Regions from separate parts of the Homo sapiens genome. Here region 2 is linked to region 1. The links are chromatin loops, found by intact Hi-C in ENCODE. Cell type or tissue: heart left ventricle. All regions are shown on one strand.

Region 1 (8,000 bases):
ATTCAAATTTATTTTTGTTAGTTCGCAGAGTAAGAATGCAAATGTCTTGGATTTCATTCTCCAGCAATTAGCAGTATATTTTTAAGCCAGTTGGAAAAAATGCTGTTTCTGGGATAACTAAAATCTTGCAAATGAAAACTCAAGATCAAATAATCAGCTGTGCAAGGTGGTTCATACCTGTAATCCCAGCAATTTGGAAGGCTGAGGCAGGTGGATTGCTTGAACTCAGGAGTTCAAGACCAGCCTGGGCAAAAAAGTGTGAGACCTCATGTCTACAAAAATAAATAAAATTATCCAGGTGTGGTGGTGCACACCTATAGTCCCAGCTACTTGGGAGGTTGAGATGGGAGGATCACTTAAGCCCAGCAGGTCGAGGCTGCAGTGAGCCATAATCACACCACTGTACTCTAGCAAGACCCTGTTTAAAAAAAAAAAAAAAAGAAGAAGAAGAAAAATCTATCCATATATAAACTTCACTATATTGCAACCAATGTTTTTGTTGGCAAAAGCAATTTTGATATAGACAAGAGATCCCTTCTCTATAGTTTTTCAGAGATTTTTCTCTCCAGGGATTTATATTCTAGAGGCCTAAAACAAAAGTAAAAGTAGACTTAATTCATTCTGTTTCCCTGTCTTTTCTCTTCTTCTTCCTTTTAGCCTAATCACCAAATATTTATTTTTGGGCACTGGGCTAGGTGCCATGGAACAAGAGATGAATAAGACATAGTCCCTGCGATCAAGAGGTTTATCATCCAGTGGGAGAGATAGAATAAATAAAAAAAAAAATAAAGTGTTGTGGCTTTTTCATAAAAATATGTACCTATGGGGAAAAAGAAGGAAGAAGTTAGTTATATATATTAGTCTGCTTTGTCTCTTTTGGATGGTAGTTTAGATAATTATGAGCTTATATTTGCAAAATGGGCAAAGTGAAAAGAGCGTTCCAGGTGGAAGCAACAACACAAACAAAAGCAAAGGCTTAAAATAACAGGTGTGTGCTGAAACCCACCCCATGGAAGGAGGCCATGCTTCATGGCATAAACAGGCCCAGGGAACTCAGTTTGTGACAGCAGGGAGAAATGGAGGCGTAGGTGAGGGTGGTTTTCCTTGCTTCATGGGTATATACTGCATTGGTACCTATGGCCGGTTGAGGGATGAGGGGTGGAAAGTGAAGGGAGGATGTTTGCTTTCTTTCTCCATCACACCCTGAGTTTTCACTGTAAGAAGGAAGGGAATGAGGGAGCCTCTATTCCCTGTCTTTCAGAATGGGCAACCAGTTCTCTTCACCACCCCCAGCTTATACTCTTCCAGAGTGTATCTTTAAACATTGGGACTGTTTTTATCTTCAGAACCTGGAGGAAAAATACTTCATAGCCCTCTGCACAAAGGCTTGGCCAAATTGTGATGTATAGGAAGGACCGGCTTGGCCTCAGGAAGGGACCATTCATTTTGATAACATCCAGCAGTTGGAACTTCTCTGTAGATGTGAGGACACATGGTCTGAGGCCCCATATGCGCAGGCTTTGTTTTGGGGGAAAATGGCGGTCAGATTCCTCCCTGAGGTTTATCTAAGTGTTCCTAGCAAAGGAAACTTTGTCCCCTCCTCTTTCTCTCCCTTCCCCTCCTCTTTCTCTCCCTTCCCCTCCTCTTTCTCTCCCTTCCCCTCCCCTCCCACTTCCCACCTCCTCTCCCCTCCCCCTTCCCACCTCCTCTCCCCTCCCCCTTCCCACCTCCTCTCCTTCCCCCTTCCCCTCTCCCCTCTCCCCTCTCTCCCCTTCCCTTCCCCTTTCTCTCCTCTCCTCTCTTCTCCTGTCCTCTCTGTCCCGTCCTGTCCTGTCCTGTTCCATTCCATCTCTATTCCTGTCATCTTTGTTGTTGTTTGTGCTGGGAAAGTCTGTGCTGGGAAAAGGAGTTTGGGCCAATTTGGTAAAAAGAAATTTGTTTCTTTGTATATCCATTTATTCATTCAACATACATTTATGTAGTACCTACATTATGTTCCTGGGAAATGAAGAGAAAATGACTTGATCCATGGCCTTAACTTGTCTATTTTACAGCATAGTGGGGAGAAGATATAGGAACTACTACAATACAATGTAATAATTCCATAATGAAGGTATGTATGAGCTGCAGAGGAAATGCAGAACATAGTAAGTACTTGAGGTCAGACTTAAAAAAAATGAGTAATTTTCTGTGGGGAGAGGAAATCAGACAGAATAAATACATTTTATATTCAAAATTTCAGACAAGTTAGGGAACCTGGCATGTTTAAAGAAAAACAAATGGCTTAGAACGACCTGAGGAAGATAGATGGGTGAAACCATTGAAGCTAAGTGAGGGCCAGATTTGGAGAGGACTTCATGACAAAATTTTTAAGAGCTATGATCTGATCAGAATTGCATGAGCAGAGTAAAAAAAAAAAAAGGAACTAACATTAGTTAAGCATGTGTGCTAGCTCTGTAATGACTATTTTTACTCTTTTCCTCTTTTTTAAGAGATGTGGATCTCTCTCTGTTGCCCAGGCTGGAGTTCAGTGGTGCAATCATAGCTCTCTCCAGCCTCGACCTCCTGGGCTCAAGCAATCCTATCATCTCAGCCTCCCCAGTAGCAAGGGGTACAGGCACATGCCACCATACTTGGCTAACTTAATTTTTTTTTTTTTAAGAGACAGGGTTTCACTATGTTGCCCAGGCTGTTGTCAAATTCCTGGCCTCAAGTGATCTCACACCTTGACCTCCCAAAGTGTTGAGATTACAAGCATGAGCCACCACACCCGGCATGTGATGACTCCTTTGGATATAATATCTCAGTATGATCCAGTGGGAAGAGCACAACTTTGAGTCTAGACAAACTTGGGTTCAAATCTTAGATCTTCTTCATTAATTTTAAGAGTTGGGCCAATTATTTAAGTTCTTTGAACTCCTACCCTCTTCATAATGTTTAATTCATAACCTGCAGGCTTGTTATAAAGAACAGATGCTAGGTGTAAAATGAATAACATAGGAAGTATAGCTATATTGTTACTACTAATAAACTTTGTTAGAGCCAAAATTCAAAGCCATGCTTCATTCCAAAGAATACACTTAACACGGACCTAGTCAATAGGAGGCTGCAGCCCTTTGGCCAGAGTGCTTTGTTTAGCAGTGAACACACAATTCATTCTGAGTACACCAAAGTTAACCCCGAGAATTATACGGGAGTTGTGATCTAACAGCTGTGTTTTTCTGATATATTTACAGCAATGAGGAAGTAAGTGTAAAAATCACTTTTTACCACCATGAAGCATGAACCAGCCAAGAAGTAAAGCCAAAATAGAAGGAGGCAGAGTGAGGAAAAGGAGAGCAAGTCCTAGTTCAGCTGCACCTAAGTCAGTACAAGCAATGAGCTTTTTTTAGGTAAATGAGCTAAATACTAGTAATAACTACAATAATAACAACAGCTTTTCTTTAACTCAACTTGCATTGAGTCTTCAGTCACTTGTATCCAATAGTACACTGACTAATTAAATTGGAATGAGCAACCTAGAAGCTCACTTTGGAATAGCAATAATGTAGACCTGGAAGAGTTTTCATCAATAAGGGAAAGAAACTAAATATGAGGAAGTGAAGACAGTCCATGTAGACTGCTTGTTCTAGAAGCTGATCTATTTTTAAAAAATTACAAAGGAGAAGATTCAGTAGCTAGAGTGGAGGCAGAATCGAGGAAGTATTTATTCCTAAGATGGGAGAGACTTGAGCATGTTTATGCACAAAGGGAAAGATGCCAGTGGAAAGGAAAAGGTTGACAGTACTGAGAAGAGAGTGGATAATTAATGGCAGAAATCCAGACGGACACAGAATGTGATGACTATTTCTGTTGCCATGAAATCTCTAGTAAGGTCTAGGGTCTGCTCAGACGGTAAATTTGACTGAAAGTGTTCAATATTTTTATTTTTTATTTATATATCTATTTTGGCTTTTCAGCATGTCTATTATTTTTATGTCTCCTCTAGTCTTGTCTACTGTCCTAAAATCAAGTGAAGTCTGATAATACCCCACTGTCCCCACCAAAAGCAAACAAACACAAAAATAAACAGAACTCAACTAAACCTCCCTATTCAAACTAGTGGAGATCTTCATGGCCAAAGAATACCCCAGATTACTAAAGGCATCTCAGAACAGTCATTTTGCAGGCTTTCAGTTTCTGCTTTCCTTTTTTGCCTGCAATTTTGCACAATCAAATGCACAAAAACAATGGGAAAGGGGATTACGTCAAATGTACGAAAGAAATGGCAGGAATCCAGTGGGAAAGACATGCCCTCCACATTTGGCAGGAGGCGTGCTGGGAGGCAGTGGCTTTGCAGAGTGATGAGTCACACTTGAACAGAGGCTCTGGAAGGAATTAGTTCAAGAGAAGGCTGGAGAGCTCCCTGAAATGTATGAGTGCCTCAGGCCATTAGCAATGTGTGTGTGATCACAATGAGACAAAGGAAACCCTGAGATCCGCAGACTTTCTTTCAGGAACCAGCAGAGTGTCCCTAGCTGCTCTTTCCTCCCTGGTGGGTGTAAAACCACAGCCCTTCTGTTTTAGTGGGAAAACGTTTCAAGAGGACCACTTTTTAGAAAACTTTGTCTGGGCCAAAGAATGCAATATGAGTGTAAAATACGTAAATAGATAAAGCAAGCCATGACTCTGAAGGAGAGATTTGATCTGCTCAAAGGTCAATTGGGCCACAAAATTAATGAGCTTGAGAAAGACAGGACAAGAGATGGGAGAGAAGAAATCTGTGTGTTGAACTCTGCATCAATTAACAAAAGCAAGTAAGTATCTGACTGGCAGCAAATTAGCTAGCATATGGACGAACTCTAAAATAACCAGGCATAGAACAAAACCAAATTTAAATATCAGACTTATCTATTGAACGGTATTGCAAATATCAAATGCCTTGTACTATAAATATAAAGCTCCCAATTCTTATGCTAGTAAACTGCTGAATATTTAATACCTTGAGAAGGGGTGGGCCACGTTTTTGAAATAATGTTAAAAGTATATAAATATAAATATCTATCTACATAAATAACATCTATGCTGATCCTGTTTATGTACAGTTTCACAGCATTCATGTAACTTTGCGAGCAGTAGTAAAATTCTAATTCTACAAGAATGAATTACATTTTAAGCTTGTGATATAGAATAACATGACTCTTTGTTACACTGTATGTTCAGATTTTGCCAGAAAATAAAAGAGAAGTGAGGTTTTTATAGGCTGAATTATCAAAATGTCACCTAAAACCCCACAAATTGGTTTTTAAGTGAAGTGCTATGAAATAAATAAAATTCTCTAGTAGACAATGCCGTTGAGTTTGTCAGTTAGTTTATAAAGTATCACGTGATAGAGCATTGTGTTTCTAAAGCATTAAATAATAGATCAAATGCTATGGCTATTGAAGGATGGATCAGTGCTGGATCACCTAAAATAGATTAAAAAAAACTGCTAGTGTAGAGGCAGTTGTGCAATAATGTCAGAACGCAAGTTCAGAGTGTGCCAAAACATCTGCTAATTTCTAGCTGTTATAATATAAAACTTACTTTTTTCATTTCAAAAGACCAAAAAGTACTTGAGATGAGAGGAGGGAAATGTCTTCACTTTGGGGACTTACGGCGAAGACACAAAGTCCTTACAACACAATTGTGATAAGATGACTTGAACATTTCATTATTCTACTTTCATTTACTTAGGAGAATAACCTTGACACTAAATTAATGTAGAATAAAATGGAAGTTTCTACAAAGTGTAAACATCTCTACCATGTGACTAGAATGATGTCAGCAAAACTAGTGATCTGAGGCCAACAGTGAGCTGTGGAAGGATGTCCTCTAACAATAATTGAAGGGAGTGGGCTGGTTTGGCTTTGACTTTTAAAAATTACTAGAGATGCGTGTTCTATGTCTCTCCTGCCATTTGAAAGGCACGTGTGTACATGAGAGCTGATTGTGTCCATTCTCCCTTTGCATGATAATTCTTGGCCCTTTGCCTGGTTTACTTTAGAGTTTGTATTACCTCATTATTTATATTTTTCTCCAAAGTCCTGCTCTGAAGAGCTTTTCCTGAATGTGATTTTTCTGTCTCCATCTTCAGAGTTGGCCATGCAGAAATCTAATAATGTCAAACCATTGCCCTCAAGGATGTGATAATAATGACTTCTGCTTGGAGATGGCAACCAGTTAATGCAGTATACTCAGGAGGGCTTTTGAAAGACTGCAATACAATTTCCCCATTTTACAGATAAAGAAACTGAGGTATATTTGAAAATGGAAGAAATAACAATTTTAATGGTCAGATGCCAAAATATTAAGGTAAATAAGAGCTGACATCTGCTATGCATCATATCCTGTGCGAGATGCTAGGCTTTTTAAATGTGTTAATTCTAATTATTCCATTAATTTTGTAAATTAAACGGGACTGTTTCCATTTGTTGCTAGGTGACAGGGCTGGGATTTGACACCAAGCCTGTCTCCTTCCAAAGTCTGTTCTTTATGATATCACACAATGCTGCCTCTCCATTGAAAAGATAAGTTTATTATGTTTTTAAGTAGTAGATTGCTTCTTAAAGCATTTTATTAACTATTGTTTTATCCTCAAAGAATCTTTTCAGTTTAATAGGTATTGTTAACTTTTTGTTATAGAAAAAGAAACTGAGGTAAATGAAGACCCACTGACTTGCTTACAAAGGTTAATCACGTTATGGGAAATAAAATTCAGGTCTTTTGTGTTGAAAGACTGTGCCATTTACATTGTCTATTTCAAGTATTCATTTTTGGATAAACCCAAAGCAGTTAAGGTCAATGATACATGTATAGGGATTTCCACAAATAACCACATAATTTTACATGCCATTACCAAGACTGTAGGTAAGAGGTACTATTGTACACTGTAAAGAAAAATACAATTAAATGTTTCCTGAGAGCAGGAACCCTACATCCTCAACAACTAACATAGTGCCTTGGCAAATAGTAGGTATTCAATAACTGTTTGCCAAATGAATAAAGAATAACTTAATAACATTCACAGTTAGAGGGAACTTGTTAGTGAGGATGAAAATGAATAGTCAACATTGATTTGCAGTTGAAACTGTAAAGCTGCAACTTCTTAGCTTGTCTGTTAGGCCGCTGATGAAAAACAGAGAGAATACCTTCTCTCAAAAAGCTTCACGGGGAAAATATGGTCTGAGAAATAATTTTTAATTTGAATATGCACATAATCCAAATTCATCTATACACCAAAAATTCCATAAGTGGTATATACACTATTCAGTGGATACACCAAAAATGGCCTTATGTCCTAAGAATTTGTTCTTTCAGTCAATAAACAAATTTTTTGGAGTGCCTACAGTGTGTTAGTCATGGTTCTAAATAGTAGAAAAATGGTAGTAAAAAAACAGAGAAAAATGTTTCCCTCATATACCATACATTCTAGTATAAGAAGTGAGAGTAAACAGTTAAATTTATATTATGTCAAAACAGTGAAGAAAACCAAGCAGGAAATTAGTACTGGTGTGTATATATGTGTGTCTATATGTAAGTAGGTGCAGTTTTAAATACAGTTATGTAGGAGTCCTCACACATAAGATGACATCTGACTGAGGATATGAAGGAGGAGAGATGTAAATATTTGGGGACAGGGGGAGATGATGGGAAAAGCATTTTTAGAAATGGACTAGTACATGCAAAGTTCCTAAGGCTGGAGAGTGCTTACATTGTTGGAGAAGAGAAAGAAGCGTGGTGCTGGAAGAGGGAGCATGGTACGCAACAAAGTCAGAGCAGTCAGATGGGGATAATATAGGCCCTTACACATGGTTGTAAGGGCTCAGAATTTTCTCAGCATGGGAAATCATTAGTGGGCTTTGAGCAAAAGAATGACATGATTTAAATTGTGCTTCATAAGAATTTCTCCCACTACTTACTGTTTTTTGAATGGAACAGGGTCAAGAGTAAAAGCTATTACAATGATCCAGGTGAGAGAT
Region 2 (8,000 bases), 60 kb after region 1:
TAGAGAAGTGAGATATAGTACATAAAATTTTCTTGGACAGTGGGAAAAAAAGGCGGGATAGTCACACATCATCCAATAAAACTTATTTTTTAAAAACACTTGTGATGTATGTCTTTATCTTTCTCAGAATCAGGCATTTCCGCTTGCCCCCTTTGTTCTCTTACCATACCCTGTGAGAAGAAAACACCCATGTAATTGTTGCTACTTAGCCTGGATCCAGCTGTAGCCTGAAACAGCCGTGCCCAGCCAACGTGCAGACCCCGAGCACAAAGTCAACCTGCAGACCTGAAAGCTAGAAATAAATGTTTGCAGTGACAGGACACTAAGATCCTGGGTTATTTTGGCAGCAACTGACTCATGCAATAACCTATAAACTTAAAAATTGGTCTGAATATGAATATGCATTAGATTAAGTAAAGCAAGTAAAATTAGAACAAAGGGGAAGCAGACAGAAAAAGAAAGACATGACTTCTCAATGTTTTAGGCATTTTATATATTTTATCTCCTTTTATTCTCACCAACACTATGATATACTCATCTCCAATTTATAGATGAAAAAGCTAAAGGGTGTATACACAATCTTATCAGTAGCTGCCTCTGGAAAACATGTTAAGGTTACTATGTGGGGGAGTGCTACTGGACTTTCACTTCCTATTTTTTATGTGGTTTTTTGTAAGAATATGTTGATTTTAACATATATCTTTCTAAATTTTAATAATTGGAAATAAGGAAACTGAGGCTGTGTGGACTTGAGTAAGAAGCAAAATGGGGACCTAATGCTACACGCAAATCCGCATTAACTTGCGCACGTAAAATTCACTTCTCCTTTTGAGTCACGGCTATACATGGGGCAGACTGATGGGTTAGCAACTATTGATCACTTTCCTGTCCAACGATTGATCATTTTCCTGTCCCTAGCATCGGCTGGCCTATTTCCACCTATCCTTATCTCCATCCCTTCTTCTCCTCATAGAAAACCTTCCATTTTGCAACTAAAGGTGTCCTCCCCATCCCCATTCGTTGAGGTGAAGAACAACAATGCTCATACTTCACACATATTAGATTTTGTTAGAACTCTGGCCAGTGTGCTTTGAAATGCTAAATGCTCCAGCATCTGGGCTGCAGATGACCCTGCAAGAAGGTGCTGTCGGTACACTGGTAGCTTTCAAAGTTGAAATCACGTGAATTAGAGAGCTTTGTTCCAGTGGTTCATTTGCTATTAAGGACTTTGACCCTGTTTTTGTTAGCAGTTCTGCCATGGCATTTAAATTGCACATCTTGCTTGTTGATGTCTAAGAATAGAATTCGAGTGTTAGCAAAGCTGAGAATGTTTTCTCATTCCATTTCCCAAGAATATGTAGGGTGTGAAGATGATGAGCAGAATGTATTTTCCCATCATATCCTCCACTGGTAAACAAATCTGGAGAGTAAAACTGTTCTTTCAGGCTTTCATCTTCTAGCTTCAGAAAGAATTTCTGACATCTCTACCATTAGAAGAGCAAATATAGGCTTATCATAATATGTTAATTAAATCAGAAGGATCTGCAGCAGGAAAAAGCATCTCTGGAATATGTCACATTGTCCAACGTGAAATATTTGATTATTTCTTCCAACAGCAGAACTAGATCTTAAAACATTGTATATCAGGTGATAATATCCCATAAACTTTAAGTGACCAAAGTTACAGTGGCACTGATGAAGGCATAATTTATGTGCTCTTGCCATATAAGACCACAGAATATGAGAAAGCAAACTTACTGAAGTCTGTGATACTCAAAGTAGTACAATAAGTGGAAACTAGGACTTTTGGAATTTAAACAAGAAATATATCCCAGAGAAAGGCCTCTTGGCTGTCCAAAAAGGTTTTAGCAACCTTACAGGCTTTGGTGATTAATTATTTTAATATGATGGTGATTGCAATCTTGGCTTGTAAGGTGCGATAGAAGAACACTTCCAAATATTTATACAGAGTAAGCCAAAGTTTTTAGTAAAAAAAAAATTCATAACTTTCCACTAGGGAGTATGACTACATAGTCAAATTTATTTGTGACATCTTTTTTGTGCATATAGTCATTTAACAACAATCTCAACAAAGTACCAGATGACGAAAGAGTAGAATTCATATTTTATTTCGGAATTTAAGACAAAAATATATTGCCTCTTTTGCTTTCACAACATATAATAAATTTTCGTGATAAAAAAATAAAGTCTTAAGAAGTAAAATAGCACAATTGAATCTTCTCTTACAGTACTTTTTTCACTTTCTGACAGACTCGTGCAGAGGGGTTTTCTCCCTAAGTAGATCCAGTGTGTTGCTAAGTTCTGCTAAACTACAGAGGGATTGAGACTGAACAAGAATTACTATAAATCTCATTTGGTGCGACTTGTGTTAATAACCAAGTATGACATGTTGATAATAGAGTGAAGTGACCGACTGAGCATTTACCTCACATGCCAGCGTGTTGTTCACCTAAGGTCATAGTGATATTGACAAGGTGTTAAATATGAGTGTTACGTCAACAAAAGCAAAAATATGTAGTTGGATAAAAATCACAAACATTGCTCTTAATGTAATAATTTTGAAGTGTAATATGGAATTTGGGTCACATTTCTCTCAGCAGTTTCACAAGCCAAGAAGCACAGATGTGTAGAGTTTTAAAGATTTTTTAAAAACCCCAAATTTTCCAGTAACAGAAATTAAGAAATCTTCTTTGATCAGAGAGTGAAACAAGATCTTTTCTTTCTCTCTAAGAGGAGTACGTTGATTGCTAGATCAGAGAAAAGAAAGTTGAAAGTACATACTTTTGCCATGAACTGTCTAAGCCTTGTATTTTACAAGTATACAATACAAAAAATTTGTGTTACCTTTTTATTTCTTTATTTACAGTGGCCAAATAAATAACACCAGAACACTTGTACCTGTGTGTAGAGCTAATGTAGGTAGCTAATTTAATAATGTAACTGCCATAATTTCAATGACAAGAATGTATCAGCTCTCCTTTTACTTTTCAAACTAACATTCAAATGGTTGAAATGCCACTGCTAAGGAAATATGTGTATATTTAAATAATAAAATTTAATGAAATATTCTCCAAAGCCAGCATTTTTATAATATCTATTAATTTTAATATCTTTTGAAAGAAGATAAATTTAGAGGAAAGAATATGTGCAAGCGTATATGCAAAGTCTTCAATTAGTTGAGGGTATTTCACGTTGCGTTGGGGTCAGGTTGGTTGTGCACATACTACGTGAAATAGATCCAGGACCAGTACAGGTAGGCACAGTAAGGAGACAGATACTGGCACATTTTAAGAGAAGAAAGATCCTAAGGTTTCATTTTGAAGATGGAGCAGTCTGCTTCTCAATGTGAAATTTTCCATGAATGGAACCGTTAGAGCAGCTAGACAATCACTCAGCACAATTGTTGCAGCAACACCTACAGTTTTCCACTAATGGGTTTCTTTGGGGTAAAAGATGACGATTTGTCAAGGAATAGAAAGTTGGAGGCCCCAGAGAGACTCCAAAATTTAGGGAAAATACATCCCTGTAAAATTGAAGTCCCACTTCGAAGAAATACATTCAGTATTCATCCCTATATACTTTCTGTGGAAGTGATCCACAGTATTAATGATGTAGAAATGTCTGATTGATTACAGCATCTCCTAAAGGTTAAGAGTGGAAATCTCTTTAAAACATCGTTGTAGACTGGAACCCATATAAATTGTCATCTATCTGCAACATATTAAAATTAATATGCTCTGGCATTGCTGCAACTTTTGATAATCAATAAGCAAGACTGAATAAAAAAGCAGAATTAAGACAGATTTATTGAGGTTTATTTAATGCTATGTAAGGAAAGAGAGACTATATCAAACATTTCTATGTTTCATGTTTATTTAAGGGTAAAGCCATATCTTATTTCTGTTTAAGCTCAAGCATAGGAATGCAGATTGTACAAATTGTCCTCTGAGTAGGCAGATTTTAGAAAGGCATGCCCCCTCTGGGAAGATGAACTAAAAGAAGTTGCTCCACTTGGGGACTGCAGTTCTCCTCTAGGGTGGAGCTTGGTGAGCAGAGCACAAGCAGGATTTGAGGCTCTGCTTGTCTCTTATCCCAGTACCTTTGGGCATTATACAAATTGCACGTAAGTGAAGAAATAGCCTATGTTAAGTGAATTAATAAGCAAATTAATGAATAAGTAAAAACATGGGGCATTCTAATTGTTTTATAGTTTCTAGAAATATGTAATATTAGGAAAAAAGGTTTAGCCTGAAAAAATACTTCCCAGGAGACTAAAGCAGTTATTTTTCCCTGATTCAGTGAGCATCAGAAAACTTTCTGATTAATTCTTGGTTTCTAGCTATCCTGATTCTGGGAGTCCTGTAAAGCAATGATAAATATATTGATTGCTGTAGAGTTGTATTCTGTAAGATACAAAATGAGTGGCTTTTTCTCTTTCTTTATTGTGGGTTCAGAGGGCAATGTTTTATCTTTTTCTATTTTTCCAGATATAACTTTATTCCACCTTTCAACTTCAGAGCTCCAACTTCAGAGGACAGAACATTATGTGGAGGGAGAGTTAAGACTTGGTAGGAAAAGCGATGACATGTCCTCTGCTTCATTTCTGGGTTTCTTCCCAGGCTGATTCATAACATCCAAAATAAGCTTAAGTAACACAATAGTCTTGGACTCGGCACCATAAGCTGCTTAGGAGGTGTGACTAGATCTTCTCCTGAACACTGTATTGTCTTGTGCCTCATAGTATTCCATTAAATTCATTACATAAATGTAGAAAATAATTAAATCAATCATTTGAGAATTTGGGTAATGTCAATCAATCTCCCATAGGCTAAATACATATAAGTAGTTGAGAATGGTGATAGAATGTATAAAACTAGACACTGGTTCAAAAAGACTCTAACTAACAGGTGATTGCTGCTTTGTAAAATGCTACCTAAACACATCAGCTGATCAGTGCTGCATAACTACAAGCAAAGTTTACTTTATTCGGTAGTCTTGACATTAAAAAAAAAAATGTAGGAGGAATTTTGGAAAAGGCAGTCAAGGGCATCTAAGTGAACAACACAAATGACACAGAGACCATGTGCTAAAGTTAAGGCACATTAATCAAAATCATAACATATTAGATTCCTAATGTCTCAGTGTCCAACAGTGGAAGGACCTAGTAAAAGTTAGGAAGTATAATTGTGGCAAGTTTAACAGTCTAAAAATGAAGTGAGATATAGTATAGTTATTTCTTTTTTGAAGTCAGGCATAATAACCCAAAAGGCATCAGGGCCATTTAATATATAAGCAACGTGCCTGGAATACCTCAATGACCCCTTGGAGGCATTCCTACCTTACTCTAGAGAATTCTACCATTATTTTGATGATAATGATGATGCATGAAAATCTTTCATTCTGTTCACTTTTTTTCAGAAAAGCAAAAAATTTGTAATTTCTGAAAAATGGTTAAAACATAAAGTAAATAAATATTTTTTATATTAGAGCAATGTTTTCTTACTATAAAAAGAGTGTGTGTGTGGTTCAGTAACTAACTGCAAAAATCATTTCATTATGGCTTGGCATCCCCGGGATACAGTGATGAAAGAAATAATAAATAAGCCACTATGTGATGAATACTTGTCCAAATGAAAATGCCTCTGATAATACCCTTTTAGAGGACAGGAATGTTATTAAGCTAGTGAGAACATCTAGTCCAGTTCCAGCTAGGTGGGTCAGGGCCCATTCTGGTAGGCTGATGTCTGTGCCATACCAGTTGTTAAACGTACTGAATATCATTCCTCCAGCAGAACCTGACACCTCCTATTCAACATCCCTTCTGCAGCCGGTCCCCATTTCTGTACTGGCAATACCTCCATCCTAGTCTTAGCTCAGACTTCTCAACAGCACTCCGTGCTTGGCCAGAGTTAACAAAGACACAAATAACACACTGTGTCATCTTGTAGTAAACAGAGAGGCTTTCCATTCTACCATGTTACAGCTGTGGAATCTTGGGTGGCTAATGAGCTTCACTTTCCCTGAGCTCCCTCACTTTTTAAACAGCTTTACTGAGACGTAACTCAAATATGTATTAATCAGGATTCTAGAAAGAGAACCGACAGGATATGTGTGTGTATATGTGTCTGTGTATATGTGTATATACATATATGATATTTATATATATATATGTTATATATATATAACATATATAAATAGAGGTTTATTTTAAGGAATTGCTCATGTGATTGTGGAGGCCTGGGAAGTCCAAAATCTTCAGGGTAGGCTGGCAGGCTAGGGATACAGGGAAGAATTATATAGTTCACCTCCAAAGGCAGTCTGCTGGCAGAATTTCTTCTTGCTTGCGGGGGTCAGTCTGTTATTAAGGTCTTCAACTAATTGGATGAGGCTTGCTCACATTATGGGGGGAGTATTATGTCTGATTTACTCAAAGCCTACTGATTTAAATGTTAATGTAATCTAAAAATACCTTCACATCTAAAATAAATTTTCACCGAATATCTGAGTAGCATGACCTAGCCAAGATGACACATAAAATTAACCATGATACCATGCAATCACTCATTTAAATTGTATAATTTGATGACTTTTAGTATATTCACAGATACATGCAACTATCACTTCAGTTAATCACAGAACATTTTTATCACCCTCATAAAGAAACCCTGTACCCTTTATATATCATCTGCCTGTCTCCTCGTTTGCTCCAACCACAAGCAAACACTAATGTACTTTTTGTCTCTGTAGATTTGCCCATTCTGGACATTTCATATGAATGGAATCATGTAATATGTGGTCTTTTATGACTGATTTCTTTCACTTAGCATAATATTTTCAAGGTTCATCTGTGTTGCAGTGTGTATCAACACTTCATTTCTTTTTAGGGTTTAATAATATTTCATTTTTTTCTATACATCTGTTGATGGACATTTGGGTTGCTTCAATTTTTTGGCTCATATAAACAATGCTGCTATAAACATGTGCAAGTGTGTGTGTGTGTGTGTGTGTGTGTGTGTGTGTGTGTGTGTGTGTATGTACATATGTTTTCATTTCTCTTGGGAATATACCTAGGAGTAGAATTGCTGAGTCATTTGCTAACTCTAGTTTAATCATTCAAGGAATTTTCAGGCTATTTTCCAAAACATTTTACACTATTTTGCATTCCCACTAGCAGTGTGAAGGTTTTCAATTCCTTCATGTCCTAACATTTATTATCTAAATTTTTTATTCTAGCCATTATAGTGGTTGTAAGTGGTATCTGGTATCTGTCACTTTACAACTGTGATTTTGATTTGCATTTGCCTGATGACCAATGATGGCAAAAGCTAGCATCTTTTCATGTGGTTATTGATCATTGTTATATCTTCCTTAGAGAAATGTCTATTTAGATCCTTTGCTCATTTTTTAGTTATTTGTCTTTTTATTATTGAGTTATAAAAGTCCTTTATATATTCTGAATACAAATCCCTTGTCAAATACATAATTTGCAAAATATTTCCTGTCATTCTGTGGGTTGCCTTTTCACTTTCTTGATGGTGTCCTTTGAAGCACAAAAGTTTTACATTTTGATAAAGTCAAAATTATCTATGTTTTTTCTTTGTTGCTCATATCATATCTAAGAATCCTTTGCCAAATCCAAGGTCATGAAGATTTACTCCTATGTTTTCTTCTAAGAGTTTTATAGTTTTAAGTCTTATATCTAGGTTTATAACAAATTTTAAGTTAATTTTTATAGATGATATTAGGTAAGGACCCAAGTTTATTATTTTGCATGTGGCTATTCAGTTGTTCCTAGCACCATTTGTTGAAAAGACTATTCTTTTCCCATTCAATGGTCTTGGAACCCTTGTCAAAATCTATTGACTAATGACACATGATTTTATTTCTGGACTCTCAATTATATTCCATTAAACTATACATCTATTCTTGTATTAGTGTCACACAGTCTAGATTTCTGTTGCTTTATAGTAATTTTGTAA

What was found. Peaks named below come from ENCODE experiments on the same cell type or tissue, not always from the same donor. Only the 100,000 strongest peaks of a DNase experiment are listed, where the experiment ranks them.
Region 2: it touches region 1 in a loop (2.3-fold over the local background); 8 of 110 quality-filtered maps call a loop at or near these places.

Annotation. Positions count from the first base shown.
Region 1 is chr12:20,208,541-20,216,540 of GRCh38, forward strand. LOC105369686 (a long non-coding RNA gene) reads left to right here. Exons shown (of 3, transcript XR_931417.2): 2 at 2,055-2,113; 3 at 3,237-3,893. It overlaps LOC105369687 (a long non-coding RNA gene), which reads left to right and starts at 3,901. Exons shown (of 2, transcript XR_001749039.1): 1 at 3,901-4,796; 2 at 6,116-6,769. RefSeq lists enhancers at 3,619-4,360, 4,361-5,101. In heart left ventricle, no CTCF peak of the experiment used is centred here; a DNase peak (open chromatin) is centred at 4,331; H3K4me3 peaks cover 1,099 bases; H3K27ac peaks cover 2,976 bases.
Region 2 is chr12:20,268,336-20,276,335 of GRCh38, forward strand. No RefSeq gene overlaps it. Among named protein-coding and RNA genes, the nearest start is that of PDE3A, 96 kb to the right of the region's middle. In heart left ventricle, no CTCF peak of the experiment used is centred here; no DNase peak of the experiment used is centred here; H3K27ac peaks cover 5,973 bases.